Regions from separate parts of the Mus musculus genome. Here all the other regions are linked to region 3. A link is a loop called in an ENCODE intact Hi-C map of the cell type or tissue named here. Cell type or tissue: left cerebral cortex. All regions are shown on one strand. Region 1 holds the start of Cfap52 (cilia and flagella associated protein 52). Region 2 overlaps Usp43 (ubiquitin specific peptidase 43). Region 3 overlaps Dhrs7c (dehydrogenase/reductase (SDR family) member 7C).

Region 1 (8,000 bases), 140 kb after region 3:
TCTGGTGTGTGGTGGTTTGGTTTAGAATGACTCCCATAAGCCGGGCAGTGGTGGCACACACCTGTAATCCCAGCACTTGGGAGGCAGAGGCAGGTGGATTTCTGAGTTCGAGGCCACCCTGGTCTACAGAGTGAGTTCCAGGACAGCCAGGGCTACACAGAGAAACCCTGTCTTGAAAAACAAACAAAAAAATGACTCCCATAGGCTCAGATTTGAGTGCTTGGTTCCCAGTTGGTGGAACTGTTTAGGAAGGATCAGAAGGTGTGGCCTCGATGAGGGCAGGGGTGGGATGTTACTGGGTGGGGTTCAAGGTTTCCAAATCTAACGCCAGGCACAGTCTCTTTCTCTCTCTGCCTACTGCCTGTGGATAAGATAGAAGCCCTCAGCTACTGCAAAATTGTCATGCCAGCCTGCCTCCTGCCATTGTTCCCACCATGCTGGTCATGGACTCACCTTCTGAAGCTATGCCAGTTAAATAAATGCTTTCTTTTATAAGTTGCCTTGGTCAAGGTTGTTTGGTTTTGGACTGGGGCCTTGGGACTGAGGTGCATATTTTATATATCAAAGCAGACCTGGCTTCCAGGTTCTCCCAGCATCCTTCAGTCCCTGGCTGGCTGGCATACCCTGCCCCCAACCTTGAGCTTTCCAGCCTAGGGGTTGGGCTGTTCATCCCCCAGAGGCTCCTCTCCCTATAATCCAGACATTTTGATCTTCCCTCTCTTGCTTCCCCTTCTCCTTCCCTCTCTCTGTGAGCAACCTTTCTCTCTTTCTTTCCCTTCTCACCCTCCCCACGGTGACTCCCCTGGCCTCAATCCTTGAGGGCCAGTGAACTTGCCCAAGAGCAGCTTCCCAATAAACCTGCCTTTAATATATTCTAATCTGGCTTGAAGTGGCTCATTTTGCCAGCAGAGAAATAACTTAGCAATGGTGTCTCTTCATGGCACTAGAATCTAAGGCAGAAGTTAGTATCAGAGAGTATGACATTGCTGTAGCAGGCCTGTTCCTGCTTCTTGTTAGTGGAATGTGGATTTGGGGACTTTGACTTAGGGCAGAGGATGAATTGCTCTAAGTAGGCTGAATGGGCCATCCTAGGAGGAGCATGGAAGACAGTAGTGCTGAGTGCAGTGTGGACCATGGAGGCCCAGCTCAGGAGGCTTCAGAGGTGAGTAGTGTCAGCGAATGGACTAGAGACTATTTTTGTGATATTTTGGCAAAAGGACATTGCTTCATTTTTGCCCTTGTCCTAAGAATCTTCCCGAGGCTAAATTCACGATTTTTTGCCTTAATGTTAACGGACAGAGGAGATTGCAAGACAATTTAGGACTGACCGTGTCATGTGGCCACTCTTAGATCCCTAATGAAAAGGAGAAAGTGGGACAGAAAGAAATATAAGATGTACATTTGAGGAGAGAAAGAGCACCAGGGAGAGTAATGTTGGAGTCAAGTCTCATGCAGGATGATATAAGGAAGAGAGGGAGTAAGACCCTCAGGTAAAGCCTTACCCAGCTAATCTTGAAATTTGCCATAAGGAAAGCATCAACAAGTCAAGGCTTATGCAAATGGATGCAAGAAGGGAATCAGTTTTCTAACAGCTTTAGCCACCTGGTTCTGGCTTTGTTGGGATGAATACAGAAGTAAAGGGTTTTGGAATCTTCTGGCAGTCAAGGAAATCCCCCTGAGGCTTGGGATGTGGCAGGGGTGCCCTTACCTGGTGGCCTGGAGGGGCCACAGTGTGAGGCTAGCTGTGAAAGTGACGCCTGGATTGCATTGGAGACCCCAAGATGTTAGAGAGTCCAGAGCCATGGTTTGTCTACTGAGGAGAGCTGTAAACGGGGTGTGGACAGAGTCTTAAGAGAGAGAATCCTGTTGCGTCAACAAAGCTGGAAGGAGTTGGAGATCCTAAAAGCCATCTAAGCCAGCGGTTCTCAACCTATGGCTTGAGACACCTTGGGGGGAGGTGTGTCAAATGACCCTTTCACAGGGTCACTTAAGAACATGGGAAAACACAGATATTTACATTATAATTCATAACAGTAGAAAAATTATAAAGTAGCAACAAAACAATTTTATGGTTGGAGGTCCCTGCAATGGGAAGAACTGTATTAAAGGGTCACAGCATCAGGAAGGTTAGGAACCATTGAGTCCTTTGACAGCAAATATAGGTGTGCAGAAATTGGGGTTTGCCCTCCTGGTTTTTGGTCTCCCTTTGTTTTTTTTTCCTCACCATGCCACTCTTTGCTCCGTTTTGGAATGGAAATTTATATTCTGTGTTATCATATGTTGGTGTATGCAATTGGCTTTTGATTTTGCTGGGAGTTACAGTTAGGAGATTGCCTCGAGACCCAGAAGAGACTTCGGACTTTTAAACAGTATTGAGACTGTGAACGACTAGGGGGACTTTGGCAGTTCCATGAGATGCATCTACATTATGATATGGCTGCCAAGCCTATTGGGGCTAAAGAGTGGAATGTGGTCCTTTGGATGGGAATAGCCTGCACAGGCTCGTAAGTTTGACTGCTTGGTCCCTAGTTAGTGGGACAGTGTGAGAACATTTAGGAGGTTGGCCTTGTTGAAGATGTGTCACTACAGGTTGGTAGTGAGGTTCAAAAGCCCACACCAGGAACAGCCTCTTCTCTCTCTCTCTCTCTCTCTCTCTCTCTCTCTCTCTCTCTCTCTCTCTCACTACTGCCTGTGGATAAGATACACATTTTCAGCTTCAGGGCTCACCCTCTGACACTGTAAGCAAGTCCCCAGTTAAATGCATTCTTATATAAGTTGCCTTGTTCACGGTATCTCTTCACAGCAATAGAAAAGTGTCTTAGACAGGTGTGCATGTCTTTAGTTATAGTTAAGATTCTTAGCTGCAAACAAAAAGAGTCAACTCTGGCTCAATATAGCAGACAAATAAGTTCAAGAAAGGAACACAGCATTGATAGGAAGTGTAGAAAATCTACTTGAAAAGTGGGCAGTGGTAATGAGAAAGCCAGGCCACGTGACACAGGACCCAGGCTTCCATGATCCTGATGCCTGGGAGACTCACAGTGCAACAGTGCTTCACTCCCTCAAGAGGAGAAGTGGTATGTGTGTGCACGTGTGCATGTGTGTGTGTGTGTGTGTGTGTGTTGTGTAGGCCTGAGGATAATGTTGGATTTTTTTTCTATGGCCCTTCACCTTATATTTTGAGATAAGGCCTCTCAGACATAATGGTTGGTTAGGCTGATTCTGGGGTTCTGCCTGTCTCCTTCCCAGGCCCTCCAGTCCTGGGGTTACATGCCACCATGCCCAGCTTTTCACATGACTGCCGAAGACCCAAACTCAGGGTCTTCATGGTGGCACCATAACCACTTTATTGATGAAGCCAACACTCTTTCCTAAAGGTGGTGTAATTGATTCTTCTAGAAATTGCAGATGAAAAATGCCTTATTTTCAGGCTGGTGAGGTGGCTCAGCAGTTAAGAGCGCTGACTGCTCTTCCAAAGGTCCTAAATTCAGTTCCCAGCAACCACATGGTGGCTCACCCGTACTGAGATCTGATGCCCTCTTCTGGTTCATCTGAAGATAGCTACAGTGTACTTACATATAATAATAATAATAAATAAATAATAAATAAAAAATAAATAAGTCTTTTAAAAAAAGAAAATGCCTTACTTTTATCTTCTTATGTTTATATATATATATATATATATAAATATGTATATATATATATATATGGCCTTTGCTTATTTGAGAAATAAAAAGTGATGTCACTGTTTTAATAACACTTTTAGGCTTTTAACGGATAGACATTTATATTTATGATTACTAACATTGTTATTATTGCCATTATGTTTTTCAGGAGCTTAGCTCTTTCTACAGAGCCAGAAAAACAAACCATATGGTTTATTTTAGACTCTGAGCCATACGGCCGGTGTTGCAGTCAGTCATCTCTGCTAGTGTAGTGTGAAAATAGCCATAGACTGCACCAATACAAAGGACATGGCTGAATTCCAATGGAACTTTATTTACAAAACACACAGTGGGACCAATCTGGCCTGCAGATCCCTGACCGATCTGTTGTTGTTGCTTTTTTAACTTATAAGAGCTCTAGATATAATGGAAAAATCGGTTGAATGTGACCAGACTCTCAATAGCAACAGCCTGATGTTTCCATATCTGACACAATTATATTCTGTTTGTTTACTTGATAAGCTCACATCAGAGTACAATACCTGGTACAGTTACATATATGCATCACCGTTTTCAAATTCAAGTTTAATAACACAACTGTTACTATGAGTTCTAATTTTGCATTCAACTTCTCAACTTTTTTTTTTTTTTTTTTTTTTTTTTTTTTTTTTTTTTTTTGCTTTGGCCATCCTAGAACTCAGTACTCAGTATGTAGATTAGGTTGGCCTAGCATATGATTAATTTCATGTGAACTCTAAACTCTGACCTCAAAGTCTAGTCCCCGCCCCCGCCTCCTCCCCCTTCCTGGATCTTCACTCTCCATTTCTCAGCCCCCCCCCTTTTCTGGCCATTTGCAATGATCTGCACCCCAATCCTTAGCCTCTGGTTAAAGACTATTTAAATTCAAAAAGAGTCTTTTCACAATAAAAAAAATCAGTCTTTTCTTGGCTTCTTTCAATAAATAACTTTTTCCCACGGGCTCGGGAGAAGTCTAGGCAAGAGTGTACACAACTCTTGCAGAGGACCTGACCTCACTTCCTAGGACATACCACCTGTAACTTCACTGCCACCAGATCTGGCGCCCTCTCCTGGTCTTCACGAGCACCTGCACTTACATGTCCATTCCTCCACCCCATACACATAATTAAAAATAAAACAAGGAGCCCGAGAGTTGGCTCAGCAGTTAAGAACCCTGGCTTCTTTCCCAATGGACCCAGCTTTCATTCCTAGCACTCACATGGGACTCACGTCTGTCTGTAACTCTAGTCCTGGGGGATCTGATGCTCTTTTCCGGCCTCCTTGGGCACTGGTTCACAGATATGCGCTCTGAGCAAAACACCCACGCAGGTTTTTTTGTTTGTTTGTTTTTTTTTTTAAGCAACCCTTTTCCCAAACTTTGATACACTTTAAGATTCTTTCCTTACTGTGTTAGCAAAAATTCAGTTACAGGCTAGAGAGATGCCTCCGTGGTTAAGAGCATGGGCTGTTCCTCCGAAGGACCAGGGTTCAATCTCAGCATCCATATGGCAGGGCAAAATACTAATGCACATAAAGTAAATTACTTAAAAAAAAATCAATCACAGATCTTGTGTGTCTTTGCACTGACCGGCTCACCAGAATATTTTTTTGCAGTTCTCCAGGGATCACTTCTTATCGGTAATATTTGTCCATCTCTACAGACAGTGTTGGCTCAGATACAGAAAACGCTGGCTTTCAATTAAAGCAGCACAGAGCAACGAAGACTCAAGAGTTAATGCCAGGAGCGCTTAAACCTTTATTTACTCTGTAATCGTTCCGCACCGCATCCTTTCAACGGTAAAGCTTTCAGGCACTACATTCGTTTTAAAAAATCAATTTTCCCCCTAAAATTTAACTCCTTGCCTTTTCGCTACACGCCAAACACGACCCCCAATCACAGCATTTCTCTCTCAATATTTACCACGACAGTCACAAATAAAGTGTGAGCACCACAAGAAGGCCCCTCCAGAATTAAAAAGGTTTCTCCCTTAATGTCCTACTTCCCTTCTATCCTGGTCTTAAACCTTTGAGTTCTTACTTTGGGAAAGACCCTTATTCATACTCCTACCGAGTTAGGCTCATTTGGTCTCTGGAGGAGCTTTATCTGAGCTCTTACACCCATGCCAGTTCCTGAGGCTCAGGAATGAGGCCCAGATCTGCCACCATCCTGGGGCGGGTGGTGCCTGGCCACACTCTTGCCGCTATTCCCACTGCCTCTCAGGCGCTACCAGGTCAGCGTCTCACTGTCCCTGAGGCATCAAATCATGGTTGCTCAAGGTCTCACCATTGAAGCCGATCACAGCCTGAAGCTCCAGTTCTGCTACATCCAGCTCGGGTAAAACTTGTTCTTCCATCCTGGAGAGTTTCAGCTCATTGATTCTTCAACTCCAGGGTGCAGCGTCTCCTGGTCGTCATGGTAACTGGCGCACGCATGCGTGCTAGGTTCATGCAGGAGCAGAAACCCAGCCCACTGTGTTTGAGTTGATTTCCCCTCTTGCAAATGTTGGGAGGACTTCCTTAGTATGTATTTTATCCATTCTGGAAATGTAGGTGGTAGGTTGACGCTAAGTGCACAAGGTAAATTTCCTCCTCTCCCGTGTACAGGTCTGTGACTTTTTAAAAACTATACAATTAAGCCCCTCGTGATGATTATTAAAAATAATTGAACACAGAATAATTGAGCACAGAGAATTGCCTATGATGAATAGGTTGCTATAAAAAACATGGCATTGATACTTCTTTTTAAAAGAAAAATTTAAAAAAATCACTAAAAACGTTTTAGTACAGTATGCAACTATTTTTATGTATGTATGTATGTATGTATGTATTCATGCATGTATGGTACATATGTTGCCTGTATGTATATTTCCTGCCTCAGCCATCCAAGTGCTGGAATTCCAGGCTTGAGTTATCACACCCAGCTTGTCTTGCTGTTTTGAATTAAGAAGAAAAATACAGAGAGCCGGGGTTGACGCGTTTCCATTCCCTGGGAAAATGTTTTGATTCTGCTCAACAATTTAACTATTTTTCTTGCGTCCAGCAATTCATGTGAATTAACAAAAATAGATTCTTGCTACCCACTCCCTTAGGGGTGCGCTCTGGGTAGCGGGGACGTCGTTCTGAGGTCAATTAAAACAGGTTTCACTTTGCAAACTCTGGGCTCGGGTCGCGCACTCTCCGAACTGCGGGGAATGAGCCGCACGGGCCGCCGTAGTCAGCTGCTACGAGCAGGAAGTGTCCCAGCTGCGGGCGGAGACTGCACCATGGCCCCGGACCCCTGGTGAGTTGCCGGTGATGGCAGCAGAGTATGGGGATTAACTTGGGGGTGGAACTGGCTTCCAGGGACTGGCAGAGACCCTGCCCATCTTTGAGCTTGAGGCTGGCGGCCTTAGGGATGAAGATCAGCGAGAATCCTCCCCCTGTTGAGGGGACTCAGCCACGTACTGCCTACTCGGTGCTAACTCTGTGGTCCTAGGGTAGGCTATGACCTGGGGGAGCTGGGACTTGAGCAATCGAATATTTGCCCCCCTTTTCTGGGGCTTCTTGCCCATCATGCTTGTGGCTGACTGCATGCATAGACTTCCCCAGGCTCCTGTAAAAGTGAGGTCAAAATAACCTTTTGGTGGGGTATCCCTTCACCCAGTAATCCCCAGAAAGGTTATAAACTGAAGTTCACACTCCATGGTCACCAGTTAGTAGCTAGTTGGGCACGGGTGCTATGGGCTTTTCACAGAAAACTTGTAGGACATTGGGAGGGGAAATTTTGCACTTTTCCTGCATCAGTAGCATGAAGACTTATGTCAGCACGAAGTAGGAAGTGCCTGATAAGGTCCATTTATTCAGCAAAGAGACCCCAAGGAGAGAATGATGAAAAACATCTTTGTACAAGGAACAAATTGCTATAAAGTCCTGACCTTCCTGATGAATAATTTATAACACTGCATTCCTATAAAGTTTGTGTTGGAGAATATGCCTTATGGTGGTGTTTCCGGTACAATTTGTAGTTGTTTGATGGCAGATAAATTTGAATATTAAGAGAGTGGATCCCAAGGTCAGAATTAGAGTTATCTGGGATCTAGGCTATTTGGGCCAGTTGCTGAATTGTTTGTTGTTGGTTTGTTTTTCAGTGTCTCGGGGAGCCCAAGTTGATCTTGAATCCCTGACCCTTTTGCTTCAGTCTCCAAAATGGTGGCTCTGCTACCAAGCCCAGCCAAGTGCTGAATTTTGTCCTAAAGTTTTAACTATTGTATACACCCCTGGTAGAAAATTGAGAGACTGCTGAGTATCTGAAGGGAGTAAAAAGCACCCCTATCCCTC
Region 2 (8,000 bases), 69 kb after region 3:
GTAGTAATTCATCACCCTTTACCTTCAGCCCGAACTTCTAAGCTTGGGAGAGCTTTATCGCATGCAAGACCCTGAGGTCCATCCTATGCACACTAGGAGGGAGCTAGGGGGTGGAGGAAAATCTGGCATATGCTACAGGTCTAAGGGGCTAGCAGGAATGGAACAGGGTATTCTGTTATTCTGTTAAATGGAAATGGATACAGGGTTTTTGTGGGAGGATCATTTTAAAAATTGAGAGTACAGTAATCATTATACAGGATGGCAAACCCAATTAACATATACTTATGAATGGTTAAGTTATGTATTTTGCCAAAAAAAAATCAATGCAGTCTGCATTCAAATGAAGAAATAGAGTTTTTAAAGCTGTCACTCAAGAACTTGGCTACAATCAAAAAAATAAAATAACATTTCCTTCTAAATTAAAGTTGACGGCAGACATCTGTACTTAAAATCCTGGGCGAGAGGCATGAGAAATATGCCAGATTCCGTCTGGCAAGAAAAAAGGAGGAAAGCTTTATAATTCCAGGAAAGAGTAATGTCCAGCGCTTTGGAAGATCAAAGGTCCAAACCACGGTGAGACAACTGTGAGGGGGCTGCTGGGGCTGTGGCAGCTTCCATAAGCAAGGAGTAGCTAGAGACAAAGCTAGAGCCATGTATAAGGTCCTTCTGTTTTAATGAAATTTAATTATTTGTCTCCCTGCGTTTGTTTTCATTGAACACTTGATCCATACGGCAGCCTGTTAGGAGGTAGGGTCTTACGAGAGATGCTTAGGTTATTGGGGCATCCCTAAAGGAACTCCAAAACCCTAGTTCTCCAACTCTCCCATCATACCTGAGCTGTGATGGCTTTGTTCCCGTAGGGTTGTAGCATTAGGAGAGTTGAGAACTGGTCTAGACAGTGAAGTTCAGGGACTACCGTCAAAAGACCAAACACCTCATGTATCTACCAACGATAAATGTAGTGTGTGGCTAATCTATAGTTTTGACCAGACCAAATCAATGGCTGGAAGCCTGCTAACCTCAGAGGCTTTGGTTCAGATTGACCATACAAAGAAAGGTTTCCTTTGTCAGTCCTAACTGAGCCTTGCTGTTTGCACACAGAGGTCACCCTTAACACAGATCCCAAGATCTATATGGAGGCAGCCAACCCTGCGTAAAGAAATAGTGCTGATCTCACACACCCAAGTTTAAATAGTGACCATAAAAAAAATGTTCTTTCAGTAATGTCTTTTTTCCATAATTCATGCAAATTAATTCTCTCTAGCAAATGGCTCGTTTTTATAAGAAACCCTTTCCTGTCCTCTATTCTAGGGTAAGCCAATTCATCTTAGAACCTTCAGTGTATGCTCACGATGCTTAATCTCTTCAGCTCAGTTTTGAGAACTCTGGAGATTTTCTTTTCAAGTGACTGCCATGTGGAGCCAATCTTTAACACAGTATTAAAAGGATTAAAGCTGGGGGCTGGTGAGGTGGTTCAGTGATTAAGAACGCTTGCTGCCCTTGCATAGGAACCACAGTCTGTTCCCAGCACCTACATGAGACAGCTCACAACTGGCTGGAACTCCAGTTCCAGGGGCTCAGACTCCCTCTTCTGGCCTCCTCAGGTAGTGCACACATGTGGTGTACACAGCGGTAAGGAGGCACATATACATAAATAAAAAAGTAAAACAAAACAAAACAAACAAACAAAAACACCCCAACTTTTTAAAACCAGTATGAGTTAAGTAGGAGGGCTATCCTGAGAGCCTGGCAGCCATTCTGAGCACATGCCCAGCATCACATTCACCAACAAGAAAAAGGCTGCGGCTTCCTGTATTGGAATCCCGCTAACTGCACTGGGGGTCTGATTAGTTCTTGATGTTAAAAGACTGTAAGGACACAGAAGCAGTAAATGCACACAACAAGGAAAGGAACAGGAGCAGCCGAGGAAGGAAGAGGCAGCGGAAATGAGCGCTCACATGAAAGTGGTCTCATCCCCTTTTAACAGTCCGTAGCACACAGTCTGGGGACAGCTGCCACTGTTACTAAGGAGCCTGACCTACTTGTGGGGAAGCTCACTTCTAATTCAGGCTCCTCAGTGCAGTGAACAAATCCTTTAGACATAAAGGTCCGGACAAATGCAGTGAAGGTTTTAATAAGGTGCTTTTTGGTATGAACCCTAAGTCGAATGTATAGGGCTGTCTGTGAGTAGGAATAGCCATTGTGAGAGATTATCTCTATAAAACAGTTTGCTATAACCCCATTGAAAGGCTCTTTTTAAACAGTTTCTAAACCGAGAGACTACTGAGGCAACCTTACAGATCCCAGCCCCATCCATGCCAGAGCAGTTCTTGACACGGAAGCTGTAAATCGATGGTTTTATGCTTGCTGAAAGTCAGAGTTTTAAACCTCCTTTAAAACCTTTCCAGGACAAGACAAGAAGGCATTTTGTCCCTGAGCTTTTAAAGTCAGGTTCTCAAAACAAAATTATCATCCATCAATTTTCCACAGAAATTACATCTCAAGGGCTGGCAGCAATGGCTCAGTGGGCAAAGGCTCTTGCTGCCAAGCCTGGCAACCTGAGTTAAATACTTTCCACACTCACATGGTGGAAGAAGAGAACCAACTCCCCAAAGCAGTGCTCTGACCGCCACGTGTGCATCACGCACGAACATGCACAGAAACACACACAATAAGTGAATAAGTAAAAATGCATTTCAAACAAATTTAGAAAATAAAAACAAAAAATAAATTCCGTTTCAAGCCCGGGGTAGTAACTCATGCCTGTAACCTCAGAACTTGGGGAAGTTGAGGCAGGAGGACTGTCACAAGTTCAAGGCCAGCCTGGACTACAAAGTTAAGACCTTGTCTCAAGAGAGAAGGTTAGGGGAGGAGCAAAAGAGGGAAATTTTATCAAGCATCTTCAAGTTTTTACCTAGATGTCTAAACTACAATTTACTATGTGCCAGCCCCTAGTGAAAACAATGGCCAGCCATAAAGACATGAAATTGAGAATAATAACCCAAATGTTACTCTTTATTTCATTGGTCCTTATGAAAGGTGTCTCCTAATATCAGAGGTGAAAACACTACAAGCCACAAAAGAGTAACTGTTTGCACATAAGTGCCACATAAGTACGCACACACTGCACACAAGTACACATACACACAAACACATGCATGCACACACACATGCACACACACACACATGCACACACACACGTGCACACAGACCTGTGCAGAGACCTCACTCCTCATGAGGCATCGAACCTTGCTGAGAATACACTGTTGAAGCTGGGCCCAGGAGATTGTTCTATCTTCCCGAATCAAGAACGGTGGTCCAAACCTGGAAATCCAAGGAAATAAGTCATTTCTGCAGAGGAAAACCCAACAAGAGTCATGGATGTAGGATTCGCTCTGGTTCCTCTCCAGTGGATTAGAAAATTGTTAGGAGCCAAGTACAATATGGAGTTGCTGGTTGCTTATATATGTTACACACAAGCTGCAGTGCAGACTATTCTAAGAGATGAGCTTCCTTCCAGAGAACAGGGAAGAAGGGGATGTGGGAACAAGAGCAGGGCATCTAGATGACAACACTATCTGTGTCCTGTCTCAGAAATATTCTCATTACTGACAAGTTTTCCACATCCCAACCCACTGAATGTCCAGCTGTAGACTTGTCAGTGAGCACAGGATGTCCGTAGGAACCCCAGCTCTGTCACAGACACCCTCGCTGTGAGAAGATCTGACTCGATAATGCAAAACTGTTGAATCGATGTTGCTAAAGCTAGGCACAAACATGAAGGTCCCTATCTGGATAGGGAAGGGCCCTGTGCAGCCCCTGATGGACAGATCAGCTGATCAACCTAGTCCTGTGCTGTGCAGCACTCTGAGTTGCTTCCAGTTGGTTATTATTGGAACAATGCTGCTTATGGCAGGAACTACACATAGTCTTAGACACAGACCCTCCACTCTGTGGGACCACTTGTCCTCCTAGGATGGAGGTTCTATAAATAGAAAGGCAAAGCCAGTGCCACCCAAATGTCCTACAGAAAGCCGTGGCAGTTTACCAGGGAAGCAAGTATCTCTCTACTCAGGTCCCTGGATAAAGAGCCGGCTTTCTGTTTTATCATCTTGACAAGTAAGTTGCTTTGTTCTTGCTCAGAACGACTAGTGCAGATTTCCTTAGCAATCTGAAGAACTAAAATAGAATCTCCCTACTTCTGTTAGACTTTCCTCGCTGCCAAGGACACTGCATCTTTTACCCCATGTGTGTGCGTCTGTGGATTCCTCTTACCATGAGAGGTATTATCTCATCTGAGCAAGAGCTAGGTTTTCTGTAACTAAGGTGAATCCTTCAGTCTTACAAGACCTACATATTTTCCCTCATTTTCTTTTGCCTTTAAGTTTTTACATTTGGGGGTGAGGGGGTCACTGGCAAGATGGCTCAGCGGATAAGAGCACTGACTGCTCTTCTGAAGGTCCTGAGTTCAGATCCCAGCAACCACATGGTAGCTCACAAACACCCCTAATGAGACCTAATACCCTCTTCTGGTATATCTGGAGTCAGATACAGTATACTTATATATAATAATAAATAAATATTTGGGCCAGAGCAAGCAGGGACTGAGCGAGCAGGGCTGACCGGAGTGAGCAGAGGTCCTAAATATTCAATTGCCAACAACCACATGAAGGCTCACAACCATCTGTACAGCTACAGTGTACTACTCACATAAAAAAATAATAAAATAAATCTTTTCCTAAAAAGTTTTTACATTTGGTTTCAGTTTAAAATGTTAATTTTTTTGAAACATAAGCCTTCTCTTTCGTGGCCTCCTGTTTTATGTGTTATAAAAACAGCCTCTTCTACTCAAAGACATAAATAGTCTATGTTGGTTTTCTTTCTGTTTTGTCTGCTTTGTTGAGAAAGGGACTCACTCAGGGGAGTGCCAGCGTGCTCACCTACACTGCTTTCATGGTTAACTTTTCTGTGATTACTTTGTTAATTAATTGGGAATTTATATGTAAAAATTTACAGCAAAAGAAAAGATTGTTTTAAAATAAAAAGCAATTTGTTTAGCCTTAATTATTGGATAAAGCATCCATCCCCAAGACTATGAAATAAATTTCATTTTATCATATAATAAATACCTAAAGATACTTTGGCCTACTTGGTTCTGAGATTATTTTCATATACTTTTATCTACATCATAATATTTTAACAATTAAATTTTTATTGAGCTGTATATCACACTATACACCTATGATTCTAGGAGCTAAGTAGGAGGCTAAGGCAGGATTATGAATTTAGAGCCAGCCTGAGCTACATAGGGAGTTCAAGGCTAGTCTGGGCTACAGAGTAAGATCCTATTTCAAAAAAACATCAGCGGCAACAGCATTGTGGTTGTCACCATCTCTCCTTCCCCCTCCCCTGACATTCCTGGGTATTCCTACCACCTTACCATCCCAGATACCTCTTGGAACTGTTTTTATCAATCTAAGTACCTCTCAGAGGAATTCTCCTGTTTTTATTTTGTATTGTTATATAGGCTGAGCCTTGTACATACTAAGCACACACTACAGCACTGGGCCACACCAGAATTCTCTCTCTGTCTTTTAAAGTTTATTTTATTTTGTGAGTATGAATATTTTTGCCTAGATACATGATTGTGCATCACATGCATGCCTAGTGTCAGCATAGGACAAAACGAATCTCCTTGGAGTTACAGATGGTTGTGAGCCACCATGGGATATTAGGAGCCAAAGCAGGTTCTCCCGAAAAGCCACAAGGACCCTTAACCGTGAGCCGCCTCTCCAGCCCCAGACTCCTTTAAACATCTTGTTAGCATTTTAGCTGGCACATGATCCATATACACATTTACAGGGTCCATTGCAATGTTTCAATGCATGCACACACTGTAGAAGGATCAATCAGGGTCATATCTGTCAACCAAACAGTCACAATGTCCTTTAAGACACTTAATCTGACTATAATCAAAAGGTTGTCTGTTTTTGACTATTTATAATATAACCCAGTCACTCTCCTGAACTCTTTAATTAGTTTGAATCACGTTCCAGCTCATGTCTCCTGGACAAACTGTCAAACTACAAACAGTGCTGGGTTTTATTTCCTTTACCTCCACCCTTTTATTTCCCCCTAGTGACCTGTCTACCATGTAGCTCCTGCTGACCTGTAACTTGCTACGTAGCAGAGGCTGGCCTCACAATCCTCCTGCCTCAGCCTCCAGACTGACTGAGATTACAGGTGTGCACAGCCATGCTTCACTTCCCTCTTGTAGCCAGTTTTCCTGCACTGTATGGATGCTGCTAGCCTTCATGAGTCGATATAAAGTAGTAGTGGTGCGGACAGTCACAACCGCTCCTGCAATTAACGGGAAACCTCTGGTGTTTAATTAAGGATGGTGTCGCCATCTGCTTGAGGCAATTACAGCTAATCCTCTTGCTCAGAAGCACTCTGCTCTCATCTTCTACTTTATTAACAATGGGAATAGATACTTATTTTATTAAGTTAGAATTATTCTAGATAGAAACCAAGTATAGAGCCCAGTAGGGTGGTCTACTGTGTAATCCCAGCACTGGGGAGAAAGAGACAGGAAGATCAGGAGTCCTGAGGCAGTCTTGGTTACAAAGTGAATTTAAGGCCAACCTGGGCTATATGAGATGAAGAAAGAGAAGGGAGGCAGGGAAGGGGGCATTGAAGGAGGGAGGGAGGGAGGGAGGGAGGGAGGGAGGGAGGGAGGGAGGGAGACGGGTGGCAAGCACAGGTCTACAAATCCCACTTACCACATGAACACAGGGAGGAGATTCACATACCTGCTCGCCTGCTGCCCTGAGCCCACCAGGTTACAGAAGAGAAAGACCACCCTGTTCTCGCTGTGGAGAGGCCCAGAGAATCGCTGGCTGTCACGGACTGGCAAGCGCGGTGACACTGACAGACCAGACGGATGGGCTGGAGAAGAGAATGACACCAGAGCATCAAGTCACCACCGGGGGAAGGATACCTGGGACTTTGAGGGGAGAAGGTGGGGCTCCTGGCACCTGGCATACAAAATTCATATACATAGGAGTTTGTGGTTTTAGTCAGCCAATAATTTTAAAAGATGGGCCTGAGTTTGATTAGAAGATTTCAAAAGCAATCTAAAAGGCAACCTGAAATAACCTGCGTTGTTTTTATGTCTCCATCTAAGAGAACCTTAGAGCATCCCCTACTGGGGACAGAAGAGAGGGCCTCTACTTCTAATCAGTTCTGAAATACAGATTTTTTTTTCCTCAAGGAAAATATGCGTTACCCATGATTAAATTTGAAATGAAGACTTATTTCCCTGGGTTATAAGACGGTCAAGGTCAATCTGGGGTTTGTTCCAGATCACATGGCCTGCCTTTCTCCTGTTAACGCAGACAACATCATACATCTGCTTCCCACAGCTCACTGACTGGGCTACCTAAGGACATGGGCTCAGAGCACAGGATTCACCTGAGGTGTGACATGTCACCATCCACATCATCCAACCTACAATACCATGCTTTTTCCTACTATCCGGCCGACGATGAATCAACTTTCATTTGTAAATTAGGTACAGTGGGAGAATAGTAACGAAACGTAATAAAATAGAATGGGAACAAGTTACCATCATCAAGGTTATTTAATATCCACCAGTTGTGGGCCTAGGGCATAGGTGGAGCAACTGCCTGAGGAGCCTGTGTAAGTCTCTGACTTTGATCCAGAGTACCACAAAACAGAGATACACATTAGCAATGGGTACTTCTGAAACCTTTCATTTCATGTGTTCAGAGTACAGGGGGTGTAGGAAACAAACTCCAAAAGGGGAATCTGGAAGGAAGTGGGGGCTGCTGCATGCTGCAATGGGGCCTTTAAACACGGCCTTCTAAACTGGCTGACTGTGCTAAAATGTACACTGATACACAATGAAAATTAGCTTTTTTGAAAAAAGACCACTTTTACCTGCCAGAGATTAATATCTCTTAAGCTCTTTGCCTGTC
Region 3 (8,000 bases):
GCCCACAGAGAAGGCTAATTATTCTAGAGTACTCTAATGAACGAGGCTGCTCCTTACCCAAAGCTTGAGGTCTGCATTAAGACACCAAAATAACTGGGCTGGAGGACAGAGCAAGGAATGCCAGCGGGTCTGGGCAAGCGCAGCTTCGCCAGCACAAATGACAGGCCTTCCTTTGCTTCCTTGTTGCCCTACCCTGTCCCCATCCCTGTCACTGTGAAGGTACCGAGGAGTAAAGGAGGCAGCAGACCAAGCAGCAACAGTTGCGGGGTGAAGTGTCACCCCCAGGGTTGAGACCAGAGGTTGGCAGACTGTTGGTTCACCTAATGCTAAATATGCATGCAAGCGTCTTTGTAGTCAGGGGATTTGAACGTCATGGCCTGTGTTTCCAGTCTTCTGCAGGAAGCTAGCCTATGGCGTGCACCCGGTGGAGGTGGCTGAGGAAGTGATGCGCACAGTACGGAGGAAGAAGCAAGAGGTGTTCATGGCCAACCCGGTCCCCAAGGCTGCCGTGTTCATCCGCACCTTCTTCCCTGAGTTCTTCTTCGCTGTGGTGGCCTGTGGGGTGAAGGAGAAGCTCAATGTCCCAGAAGAGGGTTAACCTCGTGGCCAAAGGGGTCACTCAAGGGGAATAAAGGCTTTCCTAGAGAGTGCTGGCTCGTCTGTCCTCTCCCTCCAGTGAGATCCCTTTTAAGTCATAGGCCCTAACCTGCTAGATCTCCTGCTCTGAACCTCCCACTGAGGGTGGAGGACCCACCCCAGAGTTGAGGGGTGAGGGTGGGGAGGGAGTGTGAAGCGTGCTTCCAGAATCTTCTCTGCATTGTTGGATGACAAGTGATCAAGTGTGCAGAAGCCATAATACATCAAGCCCTCACATTATCTAAGCATGCCACGGCCTCTGGTCTGCCCAGAAAACCACCCCATTGCTTACAGAGGGATAGGCCAAGTCAGCCTCCAACAGCCAGAGGGCACTGGGCAAACTTTAGGGCTGCATTTCTCAGTCTAACTTCCTATAAGATGGAAATAACCTTTGAACTGTACCAGCCAATAGAGCAGGCACCAGTCATGTGTTAGAAATTGAATTTTATGGGGGTGGGTGGGTAAGGGGGACTTTTGGTATAGCATTGGAAATGTAAATGAGCTAAATACCTAATAAAAAATGGAAAAAAAAAAAAAAAGAAATTGAATTTTAAATTTTAATCAAGAATAATTTAGACATTAATATTATTTAAGCATATTATAGAAACGGTCATATACTGACTATTATTGCCAATCATGTTAACATTTTATATGTTACATAAATATATCACATAACACATAAATATATAAAGCTAAATTATGCCCATAATAATGATTAATGTTAATATAATTATTGATGTTAGTATTCAATATGGTATATTATATGATATAATATATTATATATACGCATTACACATATATGTACATATATTGTGAACACATATATAATAATATGTTTATGTTATACATAATGCTAATTATAATGTACTTCTTATTAAGATTAACTAACAACACCCTTCATTGGAAGCACAGTTCAGCCCTTCCCCAGTTGGGATGCAGGCACAAACGGCCAGTTTCTTCGATCCTCTGTGGCTGCTAAGATCCTCAATCCTAGGCATCTTCTAAAGTATCACCCTCGCTTTGCTTATAGAGACGGTAAATGATTCTTAGACTCTTGGGAAATATGGGCACATGGTTTTGTACTAATATTGTAACCACAGATTCAAGCTTTCTAATGTTTATAGATAAAAGACCACGATGCTATATTCCCAAACCTGTCACTTACAAAATTAGCATATAGACATCTGTATACATACATGTATGTAAATTGTCACTGAAAAGTAAAATCAAGGGCTAAGGAGATGGCTCAGGGACTAAGAGCACTGGCTGTTCTTCCAGAGGACTGGAGTTCAATTCCCAACACTCACAACCATCCACAACTCCAGTTCCAGGGGACCCAATAAACTCATTGGTCTTCTACAGGCACCAGAAAGTATACATACATGTACACAGGCAAAACACCCTGTACTGGCTGGTTTTGTATGTCAACTTGACACTGGCTGGAGTTATCACAGAGAAAGGAGCTTCAGTTGGGGAAATGCCTCCGTGAGATCCAGCTGTGGGGCATTTTCTCAATTAGTGATCAAGGGGGGAGGGCCCCTTGTGGGTGGGACCATCTCTGGGCTGGTAGTCTTGGGTTCTATAAGAAAGCAAGCTGAGCAAGCCAGGGGAAGCAAGCCAGTAAAGAACATCCCTCCATGGCCTCTGCATCATCTCCTGCTTCCTGACCTGCTTGAGTTCTAGTCCTGACTTCCTTGGTGATGAACAGCAGTATGGAAGTGTAAGCCGAAAGAAACCCTTTCCTCCCCAACTCGCTTCTTGGTCATGATGTTTTGTCCAGGAATAGAAACCCTGACTAAGACTCACTCATACACAGAAAATAAAATAAATCTTTTAAAAAGTAAAAAATGTGGGATAGAGAGAGAGAGTCAAGAATGCTTACCACTCTTGCAAAGGACTTGATTCCCAGGACTCATGCTGGGCAGCTCACAAGAGCCTGTAACTCCAGCTCTGTAGGGTCTGACTCCTCTGGCTCTACAGGCACCTGCACTCACATACACATACCAACATGCAGACAGGAATAGCCACATAATAAAATAAAATTAAAATAGGTCTTTAAAAAGCAATAAGCTATCTAACCTTTTGTGATCACCCAGGAGTCCCAAAACCTGGGATGGTCAAGTCCTCCAGCCTCACAGAAGGGATAATGTGGGGTTTGAATTTAGGAACGTATCAGCAAGTTAACTTTATTTTTGTGGGTTTGATTGTCAAAAGCACTGTGGGAGGTTGGGGAGAGGCCACAGCAGTGGCAGTCAGAATATGAGTGTGGCAGCATGAGGACAGGGAGGATCAGAGACAGAGATAGAGACAGAGACAGAGACAGAGACAGAGACAGAGACAGAGCCTCGGGGCCTATTCAGAGCTTGGCCAGAGTCCCTACCTGTTCCCTTACAGGCTCTGCTTTGTAAACTCCAGGCCAACAGTGTGTTATTATGGCAAGAGAGTCCCAACAGACGATGCTGTCACCTGATCAAATCGAATCAAAGTGAGGAGCAGTGAAGGACGGAGAAAGGAGGTACTACAAGGTGGTTGTGGTATGAAGAACAGAACAATGGTTGGTAAACCCACATCCATCTAGCTTTAGGATATCGATGTGCGCTTTAGATTTAAACTGAGGGTGAGTGAAGCAGAAGGGCAGAGGTTTGCATAACTAAAGAGTCCTGGCTAGGTGTGTCTGGTTGATCATTGTATCTGTTCTGTTTCTGGGGGGGGGGGCGGGTGAAAGAAGCCTTTCTTGCTTAAGGGGACATGCCAGCTCCCATAAAGTTCCTGCTTGAGGGTAATCTCATGATAAGGTGTCTTACCCATAAGGCTCTACTCTTCCTGTGATCCATGGTGACTTGCAAGTTTGGCCAATGTTGAGAGAGACCTGTGAATACCATTTAGGGTCTGGAATAGGACATTATGAGAGCTGACTGCTGGGTAAACTAACATCTGTGCCTTCTGTCTTGAAGAGGGGTGAGACTGGTTAGGTGTCACCAGTTTTTATATGGACATTCCTTGAGGGACTGACATGCCTGCACACTGAGTTAACCCGAAGTCTGACCCGAAGTTTTCAAACAAAGGAGATGGATGTGAAAGCAAGGCATAGATGCCAGGTGTCTGTCCTGCTTTTGTTATCTTGCAAGCCTGAGTGAGGAGTCAACTAGGACCTGCTGTAATGGGGACAAAGGCCCAGCCTTTGGGTGACTGAGGAAGGAAAGGCTGTCACTAGAAGCATGCATGTGGTCACTGAGGGTTGCATTCTGGCAAAGCAAGGACTCTGGAGTAGGGAAAGGCCACTAGGATTCCACTAAAACAAGCCAGGGAGATCAGCTCTAAGGAAAAAGGACCCTTCTGTGTATGTGAGTTTGCTCTACCATCCCCTGCTAGCTGGCCAAGGGTTTTCTTAAATTGAGGGATCCCAGAGCCTTGGGGGGGGGGGTGGACCTAATAGAAATGATAGGTGGATATCCCAAGCAACCCATAAGTCAAATTTGCCGTCTCCCTCAGGATGCAACGTGTGGCTCTGGGATGTCACTCTGCCACCCTGCCATGGTGGGGCATCTCACTAGCATAGTAAATGAAAGTCTCCAACCTTTATATTGATACACAGAATGAAACAAATAAATGAAATGTTAACAAGGTAGAAACAAAGAGGGGGGGGTGGAAACAGATATGCTATGCAATAAGAGTGGTGACCACCAAGTGGCACTGTTGCTCCAAACACATTTTGCCAACACCTTCCTAGAAATTCCACAAAGCAGCAAGAGTCCATGCACCGTATTCACAATGTCTTGTACAATCGTAAGAAGGATCCCATGAAGGTCTCCTCTCTGCTAGGCTCCCTGGAAAGACTTGCATTCCGTGTCACAGATGGGAAAAGTGAGGGTGTCCATGCTCTGCTGCCTGCTGCTGCTGCTGCTGCTGTGCTGCTCAGGGGAAAACGAGGGTGGCCTGGAGTGACTTAACCCCGAGGACACAGAGTGACTGGATGGTATAAAGGACCTAGGTAGCAGTAGCTGTCCCAGATCCCAGACTGGTTATTCTAAGACGCAGAAGAGATTAAAACACCTCTCAGCTCCATGCTGTGAAAGACAAAGGTGATTAGTTTCTTGTCTTTGCTTCCTGCCCCAAAATTGAAAAGAAAAAAAATCTTTTAAAGTGGACTAAGTAGAAAAGCATAAAGAAACAGATAAATCTATCACAATTCCCAACCATTTTTAGCACATGTGCCCTTCCCTGGGAAGATTAGAACCCTCACTGAGGCACCACCTAAACCCCCAGGTTCCTGCTCCAGGACAGGGCTGTGAGGGGACCTCACAAATTCACGATGGCCAGGCTCAAACAGTCGCTATTTGCCTTACCAGATCCTTTGTTGGCTGCATCTCAGTGTCCCCAGGAGATGGCAGCAGTGGGCTCCCCTGGCTATTGACTATTGATGGGGCTCTGCCTCTGGAGATTGCCTGGCAGGAGAAAATGAGGCCAGGGCTCTTAACTTCCTCAGACTTCCATCGGGTTGCTGTGGTTGCCTGGACAGGTGGGCAGCAGATGTACCCTTAGGCTATACTATGGCTAGACAACTCCTCCCCTCATCCCTGGAGTTCAGGGAGGTTAACGGGTCTTGCTGTTGTTAACCCCAAGGGTGTTTCATAGCCCCTTGCCGGTTTCTGTTAACTCTAGCCACACTGCTTGACTAGTTTCTGCCTTATAATTTCCTAGGTTACCTCATTGCCTCAGAAACAGACCTCTGGCAATGTCTATGAGGATGTCTCTAGAGACTCTAGGGAAGACCCACCCTGAATATGAGTAGCACCATTCCATGGGCTAGGGTCCCAGAAGGGGAGAGTGAGCAGAGCACCAGCAGTCTCCTCTCTGTCCCCACAGCATGGTGAGCCAGATCTGCATAGGAGGAGGGGCTCCCAGGACGTCAGCACCAGCAAAGTGTATAATGCCCAGTCAAGGCTGCCCACTGCCAGCTCTGCCTGGGACTACAGTCAAGATGGTCTTTAACTCAGGATCTCTCACAGGAGTGAATCAAAGGTTGTTGAAGATATACCATGAGCCAATCTGAGTAGACCTTGGGCCATCCTGGTTGTCCATGGCTTCTTGCAGTCACTGTCATTCTGCATGCTGAGACAACTGTGTGAATGCTTAGGAAGTCAATTGTGACTTGGGCAGAGGGAGGGACATGACAGGCAGCAAGAACCCAACCTAGACATTTATTTCCTCAAGTAACTCAAAAGTTTTGTTTTGGGGCTGGAGAGATGGCTCAGTGTTTAAGAGCACTGGCTGTTGTTCCAGAGGTCCTAAGTTCAATTCCTAGAAACTACATGGTGGCTCACAACCATCTGTAACGGGATCTGATACCCTCTTCTGGTGTGTCTGAAGACAGCTACAATTTACTCATGTACATAAAATAAATAAATATTTTTTTAGGAAAGTTTTATTTTAAGCATTTAGATTTAGTGTATCAAATATCCCTCTACCCCACTATCACCCAGGTGGCATGCTTCATTGCCACCCTCGTCCCGTTGTTGGGATAAGAGGACAGCAGTGGCACCAGGGCTATTATGTCCTATCTGCTTAGAAGTAGGGTTGGTCAGCCATCTGATGGCTAATGGCTTAAGCCTGGTCCACATGCCATCTGTAGGCCAGGAGTTACGGGACAGCACTGTCTAAACAGGAACAGAGCAGTGTAGCATCCTTCCCCCAGAGCAAGCCATCTCCTACACTAGCCACACTCTCAGCTTCAGCAATGGCAGATGGCTCGCATGCATGCCAAGAGCATTCAAACTCACTTCGCCAGCCTCACACCGTTGTTGTATCTCTTCAGCCTTTGCAGCCAGAATTGCAAGAGAGGCTACGTGCCTGGAGGAATCCCTCTGCCAACAGGGGGGCAGATTGGCAGGCAGTGCCCCACCCTCTTATGCTTTGAAGACACATGCCCTATAACTACGATGCTTTCCTAAAGAAATGGATAGCTTTCGCCTTCCAGACACAGCAATTCTTTTTTATACATGTGTTGTTCCCTAGAGGAGCCAAAGAACGAGCACATAGGAAAGATTAAAGATTCATTTCCTGCCCGACTTGAATCTTCATCACCTCATGCAACGTTCTCAAGTCTCCAAATCACCTATTGGTTCTATTGTTACAAGAAACACACATACACACACTATGTGTATGTACATATATATCATCAAGGAGGGTAGGTAGCTTAGGCAAAGTTGTGTAGCTGATCAATTGAAAAGCCTGCTGAATGGAGATGACCAGATGGATCATTCAAGTTCCAAGAGCAATAATATATGCTAGAAGTGGTTGAGACTTCTAGTTGCAGTATCAGGCCAGCCATCCTTTTCCCAGTGTGTCTACAATAGTACTTGGGAAGCCATGGGGTGCAAAGGTAAGGAATGTCCCTTAGGAAGCTATGGCTGAGAGTCTCTTTGACTAGCCAGTGATCTATAGACATAAAGGAGGCCTTTCTAAAAGTTATCTTTTTACTTTTAAAAACTATTTTATTTTATGTGTTGGGGTGTTTTACCTGCATATATGTCTGTGCACCATGAGCGTGCTTAGTGTCCACAGAGACCAGAAGGGACATTGGAGCTCCTGGAACTGGAGTTATAGACAATTTTGAGCTGCCATCTGGGTGCTGGGAATGTACCAGGGACCTCTGGAAGAGCAGCCATCTCTCCAGATAAAGGGGAACGTTTGATGCAGTTGAGGCTCTCACACATGCCAACTGCATTCCCTCTCACCTTGCCAGTACCCACTTTACTGCCTGGGACTCTCTCTAGAACAAGGAAGTTCTTTCTGCCATTGCAGGTATGGTCCAAAACTCTAAGTATTCATGTCCCTGGGAGACAAGCCAGGAATCTGTGGGCAGGGCCCCAACCTTTTACACCTCAGAGGCTTACTCTATAGTTTCTCATGGAGTCTGCAACAGGTTTGAGCACGGTTTAATAGCGCTCCTGATTGGCTTCTTTTCTTACTTCTCTCTCACTCTCAGGTGCCTGCTTGCTTCAGGCCACCATCCTGATAGCCACCACTTCTGGTCCTTGTCCCAAGCTCTGCCTTCAAGGAAACTCCAACTAAGACTAAAGATGTTTTGGATGGCAGCACCATCAAAGGTGGGTCAATAAAGATACTGGGGTATAATAGCAGAAAATTGGCTCAAACTCACTCATGGGAAAAAATGGAAATTTACTGAAAAAGAAAGATACACAAAGCACTGGATTCTTGGAGGGGAATCTTTCCAGGGTGCTTCCCGTTCTTGCTCTCTCACACAGTCCCTGTAGTCTCTTGGTAACCGCCTTCCTCTGTGTTTTAAGAGATTTATTTTGTCACATGGTTTCAGAAAATTCAGGACACTGTGGTGGTAGGAC

Evidence for each region. A loop is a pair of places that touch in the nucleus more often than their neighbours do. Peaks named below come from ENCODE experiments on the same cell type or tissue, not always from the same donor. Only the 100,000 strongest peaks of a DNase experiment are listed, where the experiment ranks them.
Region 1: a loop joins it to region 3, with 3 times the contacts of the local background. A loop is called at or near these places in 3 of 42 quality-filtered maps.
Region 2: a loop joins it to region 3, with 7 times the contacts of the local background. A loop is called at or near these places in 7 of 42 quality-filtered maps.

Annotation. Positions count from the first base shown.
Region 1 is chr11:67,959,555-67,967,554 of GRCm38, forward strand. It overlaps Cfap52 (cilia and flagella associated protein 52), which reads right to left and starts at 6,088. Exons shown (of 14, transcript NM_027963.2): 1 at 5,968-6,088. The coding sequence starts at 6,037. It overlaps Stx8 (syntaxin 8), which reads left to right and starts at 6,904. Exons shown (of 8, transcript NM_018768.3): 1 at 6,904-6,963. The coding sequence starts at 6,947. In left cerebral cortex, CTCF peaks have their summits at 3,534 (motif pointing left) and 4,748 (motif pointing left); DNase peaks (open chromatin) are centred at 6,105 and 6,883; H3K4me3 peaks cover 1,848 bases; H3K27ac peaks cover 803 bases.
Region 2 is chr11:67,884,538-67,892,537 of GRCm38, forward strand. It overlaps Usp43 (ubiquitin specific peptidase 43), which reads right to left. Exons shown (of 15, transcript NM_173754.4): 7 at 6,813-6,948; 8 at 3,213-3,324. Among named protein-coding and RNA genes, the nearest start is that of Usp43, 34 kb to the right of the region's middle. In left cerebral cortex, CTCF peaks have their summits at 1,599 (motif pointing left) and 7,196; DNase peaks (open chromatin) are centred at 1,998, 3,545, 3,622 and 4,196; H3K27ac peaks cover 1,297 bases.
Region 3 is chr11:67,815,356-67,823,355 of GRCm38, forward strand. It overlaps Dhrs7c (dehydrogenase/reductase (SDR family) member 7C), which reads left to right. Exons shown (of 7, transcript NM_001013013.2): 7 at 390-647. The coding sequence ends at 598. It overlaps Gm40032 (a long non-coding RNA gene), which reads right to left. Exons shown (of 3, transcript XR_879959.2): 3 at 2,527-2,620. Among named protein-coding and RNA genes, the nearest start is that of Dhrs7c, 21 kb to the left of the region's middle. In left cerebral cortex, CTCF peaks have their summits at 4,328 (motif pointing right) and 5,026 (motif pointing right); DNase peaks (open chromatin) are centred at 4,346, 5,029 and 6,392.